Linked DNA regions of Homo sapiens: region 2 is linked to region 1. A link is a contact called in ENCODE Hi-C or POLR2A ChIA-PET data. All regions are on one chromosome and are shown on one strand. Each heading gives the region's core, a stretch centred on a gene start or an enhancer-like site at or near the end of the contact. The rest is flanking DNA. Distances are from core to core; before and after follow the strand shown. Region 1 overlaps INPP5D (inositol polyphosphate-5-phosphatase D). Region 2 has its middle 11 kb from the start of INPP5D.

The links. A loop is a pair of places that touch in the nucleus more often than their neighbours do. ChIA-PET counts read pairs that join two places held with the same protein, here RNA polymerase II (POLR2A). Pooled maps may share reads with other maps.
Region 2: a map of PC-9 shows a loop between it and region 1 (8-fold over the local background). The contact joins two enhancer-like sites. A Hi-C loop is called at or near these places in 2 of 168 maps with a recorded cell type or tissue (PC-3 and PC-9) and 2 of 50 pooled maps. POLR2A ChIA-PET finds 5 or more read pairs at or near these places in 4 of 52 experiments (Panc1, activated T-cell, endothelial cell of umbilical vein and 1 more).

The regions. Positions count from the first base shown.
Region 1 is chr2:233,163,924-233,167,328 of GRCh38, forward strand. INPP5D (inositol polyphosphate-5-phosphatase D) reads left to right here. Exons shown (of 27, transcript NM_001017915.3): 13 at 384-501. Among named protein-coding and RNA genes, the nearest start is that of ATG16L1, 86 kb to the right of the region's middle. RefSeq lists an enhancer at 1-349. Within about 2 kb of position 2,133, at least 12 of the 41 ENCODE cell types and tissues checked have a DNase peak (open chromatin) inside an H3K27ac peak, as active enhancers do; they include PC-3 and PC-9, where a contact is called at or near this core.
Region 2 is chr2:233,047,531-233,050,788 of GRCh38, forward strand. No RefSeq gene overlaps it. Among named protein-coding and RNA genes, the nearest start is that of INPP5D, 11 kb to the right of the region's middle. Within about 2 kb of position 1,806, at least 2 of the 41 ENCODE cell types and tissues checked have a DNase peak (open chromatin) inside an H3K27ac peak, as active enhancers do; they include PC-3 and PC-9, where a contact is called at or near this core.

The DNA.
Region 1 (3,405 bases), core at 883-3,382:
TGGGTGGGCTTCCGGGATAGAATCTTTGCTCGGCTGGGCTGTCTCAGAGGCAAGGGTGGGCTCAGCCTATCAGCTCTCAGTTTTCAAGGATGTCTGGAGGCCCCCACTGAGAGATGCGTCTGTATTCAGAAATAAATGGGATCTGTGGGGTATTGCTGAAAACCACTGAGTCCTCTATCTTCCCACCCTTGGTCAGCCCCGGTTCTCATCTTTAGGATGTTTTGTCTCGCCTATCAAGCATCGCTGGGAGTCCCCCGAAGGGTTGGGATTACAGACAGGATACCCCATACCCAGGGGCTGCGGCTGGGGCTGGGTGTGAATCACTGTGCCCTGGTTCACACCCTACACTTGGGCCGAGTATTGCAACGTTGTCCTCCCACCAGGTCGCCATCCACACGCTCTGGAACATCCGCATCGTGGTGCTGGCCAAGCCTGAGCACGAGAACCGGATCAGCCACATCTGTACTGACAACGTGAAGACAGGCATTGCAAACACACTGGGTGAGCAGGGCGGGGACCCTGTGTTCCTCCCACACCCTCTGCCTCAACTCTCGCGACCACATCATCCTGATCCCACCAGTAGTTCCCCGGGTTAAAAACAGAGAGCCTCACATCCTCAGATCCTGGCTCAGTCCTCAGCAAATAGGGGTGATTGGTCTCCCTGGCTGAAACTCACTCAGGGTCTACACCAGCAGTCCCAGGGATCTAGCTAAAATGCAGGTTCCGACCCAGTAGATCTTGGGTGGAGCTCAGGGTTCCAAGTTTCTGACAGGTTCCCAGGCGACTTGAGCGCTGCTGGTCGGCCCGTGGGACCCATTTTAAGAAGCAAGAACCTAGAAGAGGCATTGGCCAACTTTTGCAGGAAAGGGAAGGGCCTGACAGTAAATATTTCAGGCTTTGCAGGCCACTCAACACTATTCCTCTCTGCCTTTCTGGTGGGAAAGCAGCCATAGGCAACCCAGAAAGCGAATGGGAGTGACTGTGTTACCAGTGAGACCTTCCTTACAAGCACAGGCGGGAGGTGGCTGGCCCCTGCCCTCGGTCCCTGTGCACCAGGTTGGATCTGGAAACGCTGGTGTCAGTGGAGAGTTGCTGGCTTCAGAGAGCAGTAACAAGGGCAAGAAGTCTTCATAAGTGTAGGAGTGCAAGCCTGTGTGTTTGTGTAGGATGTGTGTGTGAGTAGGTCTGTGTATGTGAGTTTGTGTGAGTGACAGCGTGCATGTGAGTGTGTGAGCCTGTGTAGGTGTGTGAGAGTTTATGGATGTGTGTTTGTGAGCATGTTTATGTGAGTCAATGTGTGAGCGTACCACCCCATATCTATGAGTGTGTGTCTATATGTGTGTGAATCTATGCATGTGTTTGAGTGTGTCTATGTGAGTCTATGTATGTGAGTCCGTGTATGAGTGTACCACCCATATCTATGTGTGTGAGTGTCTGTATGTGTGAGTCCATGCATGTGTGTTTGTGTGTGTTTATGTGAGTCTACATATGTGAGTCCGTGTGTGAGTGTACCACCCCGTATCTATGAGTGTGTGTGTGTCCATGCATGTGTTTGTGAGTGTATTTATGTGAGTCTATGTATGTGAGTCCGTGTGTGTGTACCACTCCATATCTATGAGTGTGTGAGTGTCTATGTGTGTGTGTCCATGCATGTGTGTTTGTGAGTGTGTGTTTATGTGCATCTGTGTGTGAGTGTACCACCCCGTATCTATGAGTGTGTGAGAGTCCATGCATGTGTTTGTGAGTGTGTTTATGTGAGTCTATGTATGTGAGTCCATGTATGAGTGTACCACCCCATATCTATGAGTGTGTGAGTATCTGTGAGTCCATGTGTCTGTGTTTGTGAGTGTGTGTTTATGAGAGTCTAGGTATGTGAGGGTGGGTGTCCGAGTGCATGTGCATAAGTGCTAGAGCCTCTCTGTGTGTTTGTGTGTGTGTGTGTGTGTGCCCGTGTGTGCACGTGGGGTGGTATACACACAGGGCTCCAGGGCTGGCATCAGGGGCGAGGCCAGTGGTTTTTGGTGGTTGGAGTCAGTGGAGTCAGGAACAGGACAGAGTCCCAGAGATAACAGGAAATAGAAGAATTGCTGCAATCGAACGTGCAAAGCTCTCTCAACTTTTCTGCTGACAAACCGCAAACTGCCCGCGTCCACCCCCACTCGTCCCCCTTCCTTCCTGCCACAGTAGAAGGGTGGGGCTGGCGTGGCTATCCTGGCTGCGCCCACGCCCTCCTGCTGCCCAGCAACCGCCCCGGGTGTGGATTCCATCGCTCCCTGGGCTTCCAGTCCCTCCCACCAGCCCCTGCCCCGCTGTGCAGAATATGCTCGGACCTCCTAGGGCCACATAAAACCACCCCCTCAGCCAGACCAGTTCCTGGTCATCCTGGCCTCAGGGCTGGGCACTGGGTCAGCTTCTGAGCAGGCAGGAGCTCTGCTCATGTGGACCTGACACACATTGCATGAGCAGACGGGAGGAAAAGAAGCCAGTTCCTGGGAGGGAGTGCACTGGCGAAGGAGTGTGTGGCGTGGGCAGAGAGCAGAGGTCAGGGGCCTCCCTGAGAAGGGCAGTGCGACTGGCATCTGAGGGGTGAGGAGAAAGGCCTGGCCAGAGTCCCAGCTTTATGACCATTGCAGGGCAGCTTCTGGGCTGTGCAGCTCACACACACCTTCCCCTCCTTCCCCTCCTTCCCCTCCTCTCTGCCCTGGGGCCAGCCTCCCTCCTCCACTCCCCTGAAATGGCTCCCAGCCATAATTAGCACAGGACAGAAACAGCAAATGCTGGTCGGTGTGGTAGGCTCACGCCTGTAATCCCAGCACTTTGGAAGGCCGAGGCCGGTGGATCACTTGAAGTCAGGAGTTCGAGACCAGCCTGGCCAACATGGTGAAATCCCATCCCACTAAAAATACAAAAATTAGTTGGATGTGGTGGTGCGCACCTGTAATCCCAGCTGCTTGGGAGGCTGAGGCAGGAGAATCGCTTGAACCCGAGAGGTGGAGGTTGCAGTGAGCTGAGATCATGCCACTGCACTCCAGCCTGGGTGACAGAGCGAGACTCTATCTCAAAAAAAAAAAAAAGTCCTTAGAACAACCAAGGCCTTTCTAAGAGTGTGCCCTAAGCAAGGCTGTGTGCTGAATGCTTTGAATCATCTCATTTGATATAAACACCCTGCTAGGCACGATGGCTCATGCCTATAATCCCACACTTTGGGAGGCCAAGGTGGGAGGACCTCCTGAGACCGGGAGTTTGAGACCAGCCTGGGCAACATAGGAAGGTACCATTTCTACAAAAAAAAAAAAAAAAAAAATGGCATAGTAGTGCATGCCTGTGGGCCCAGCTACTCAGGAGGCTGAGGTGGGAGGATCACTTAAATCTGGGAGGTCAAGGCTACAGAAAGCCATGATTTTG
Region 2 (3,258 bases), core at 556-3,055, 120 kb before region 1:
TGAGTAGACATATGTAAGGTGCCAATTCAGTAATACTGGAGCCCAGAGTGAGTGTGGGAGAGGGAGGAGGAGACCAGGAAAGGCAAATGAGATGTGGGGCTGGAAGAGCTTGGTGTGACCTGCCACGGAGCTTGCATTTCATCCTAGGGCGGGGGACACCACAGGCGATGTAACCTAAAGAAGTGGCAGGCTCAGATTTGCATTTTAGAAAGAGATACCTGGTAGGCATGCAGGGACAGAGTCAGAGATGCGAGTGGGGTGTCCTGGAGGAGGAGGCGGGAGGAGGATGGGCTAGCAAAGGCCCTCTCGAAATAGTCCAGGCAACAAAGAAGGCTGGGACTGTGGGGCTGCCGCCAAGGGAATGGATTCCAAGGAGCTCCAGAACTCGATGATCCATCAGATGTGGGTGGTGAGAGAGGGGGCAGAGATGAAGATGTTGGTGGTTTCTGGCTTGGGAGAAGCCAGTTTGGTGACAGCAATCTAGATAGGCGATGTGTGTGGAAGAACAGGTTTTCGGTGTAAAGATAGAAAATTCAGATGACAGAGCTTTTAAGTGTCTATAGGGTGTCCTCACAGGCAGCAGGAAGTGTGGATCTGAAGGAGGTCAGGACCGGAAATACAGATTTGGAAGCCACAAGTGAGGAAAATGCTCTGGGAGAGTATGGAGGAGACAAAAGGGATGACCAAGGACAAAAGCCTGGGAAGAAGGGGGCTCAGGGAGGAAGGTGTAGAACTTGGGGGAGCAACAGGAAGGATTTTGAGAGGGAGGGAGAGGCCTGCAGGGTTGCTCACTGTAGAGGGGTCATGATGATGATGGGGTGCTGGGAGAAAGAAGCTGCTGCAAAAGGTTTTGGTGGGAGGGTTGGGGGTGGGGACAAGGCTGCTGTAGGAGGCTGAGTGAGGACAATTTATTCCAAAAGCTCCCCAATTTATTCCAAAATCACCCAGGTGATACCCAGACAAGAAGAAAGGGCAGGGAGCTGTGGCTCTCAGTCTTGGCCACCCAAGGCACTCTTCTGGGGAGGTCCTGGCCCCACCTTAGAGATTTTTATTTAATTGGTCTGGGGTGGGGCCTTTCAGACTTTCAGCCAAGACTGAGAACCTTTGTCAGGGAGGATTTTTTAAGTTTTTATTTTATAACATGGAAAAATCTTAAGCTCGCTTATAGGATGAGGGGAAGGAGTGGGTGGGGAGGAGAGGGAGAAAATCCAGAGGTGTGGGGGTGGCTGTGGGAGCCAATCCCAGCCACAGGAGGGGAGAATCTGGAGGAGCCCCTGGGGACAATGGGATGGAGGCGGGTGTGGACGCATTGGAAAGCAGCCTGGGAGACCCATCTAGCATCTGTGGGCAGAATAGTGAGGGGCTTTAATGTTTGGTGGCTTCTGGAAGTGAGCTAGCCTGAGGAGCGTGGGGAGGTGAGGTAGGGAAGCGGGGTCCACTGGAAAAATGCAGGCTTTGGTGCCGCAGCCAACGGAGAAGGCAGGGGAGAGGCTGGAAGGCTCTGGTCTCCATGCTAGTGGGAAGCCGGGTTTTGTCCTGGGCTGCGCTGCCTGGCAGAGGCATTTCTCTGGCCACACCAGCAGCCCCTTTGGCTGGGTGTGGCGGGAGAAGAAGGAGCTGTGAGGGAGTTGAGGGGCATGGGGAGGACAAAGGTTGTGCAGATGTGTGTGATGGAGAGGAGGGAACAGGAGGTGGTCAGGGCAGGGCTTGGGGCTGGCCAGAGATGAAAGGGGAAGCAATCACAGCCCGAGGGCTGGAGTGTGATTGGGAGGCTAAGGTTTGAGTTGCTGGCACTCCCTGGGCTGCAGCTACAATGGGTAGAGTTGGCAGGAGGTGCTGGATCCAGGTATGGAGTAAGGACTCCTGCCAAGTTCTCAGGGGTGGAATGGAAATAAGAAAAAGTCAGGAAATGGTCAGATTCCAGTCTTGTAAGTACTGTCAAGGATTTCACACTTTGTCCTACAGGCAGTAAGCAGCTGTTGGAATCACTCAGCAGGGGAGTCACGGGATGAACGGGAGGCTTTAGGGTGAACCTGCACAGTTCTTTGCAGTCTGGATTGCAAACTGAAGATCTGGAACTGAAGATTTGGGAGATTAACTAGGTCACAATTGCAATGAGACCAATCACCTCTGGGTGGGGTGGGATGTGCAGTTTGACAGGTTTAACCACCACCCCGGCCCTGGTTCCCTCTCCCACACCTCCAGCAAGTGTGCTTCAAGCCATCTTTTTGTTCTGTTTTGTTTTGTTTTGTTTTGTTGAGATGGAGTCTTGCCGTGTCGCACAAGCTAGAGTGCAGTGGCATGAGCTTAGCTTACTGCAACTTCTGCGTCTTGGGTTCAAGCAATCCTTCTGCCTCAGCCTCCTGAGTAGCTGGGATTGCAGGCAACTGCTACAATGCCCGGCTAATTTTTGTATTTTTAGTAGAGACGGGGTTTCTCCATGTTGGCCAAGCTGGTCTGAAACTCCTGACCTCAAGTGATCGCCCGCCTCAGCCTCCCAAAGTGTTGGGATTACAGGCATGAGCCACTGCACCCAGCTTCATCAAGCCATCTTTGAGTTCACAGTAAAAACCTAGAAGGTAGGATGAGACCCATGCTTCTGTTCCAGAGGGAATTTCCTCTAAATGTCCATGCCACACGCATCTCCAAGGACCCTGAAAATGGTCATCTGACACTTCTGTGTGCTGGGGACCAGCCCCTTGGGCTTAGACCCAGTAATTTCTTTATCTGTGCTAATTCCAATAATGGTCTGTGTAAAAGTAACAGTGGGAGGCCAGGAGGCTTCCAGACAGGAGAGGATGCAGGGGAGAGTATAGGTGAGCAGGCCGGAGGCTCTAGGCCCTATGCATTGCAGAGCCCAGCGCAGAAGTTCCAGCTCATTTAACTTAAGGTGTGTAGCGTATACAGAGGTTTTGGGATCAAGCAGATGTAAGCTAGATTCTCAGGTCTGCCACTAACTTGCAGGCAAATTATTTAACCTCTCTGGTCTCAATTTCCCTGCCAGTAAAATAGACATAATAATAGGATTTCCCTTTGTGGGTTGTCCATGAGGATTGAGCGAGGCAACTCGTGTAGAGAGCATAGCAGTGCTTCCACGTGGTTAGCTGGTAGATAGATATTGGCCATTTTTATTAATTCAACACATGTTTATTGGGTACTGCTATGGACTGGTACTGGGTACTTTAGGGGAGTTATGTCCCGCCCCCTGAAATTCATATACTGAAACCCTGACCCCCAGTGTAACTGTATTTGGAGATT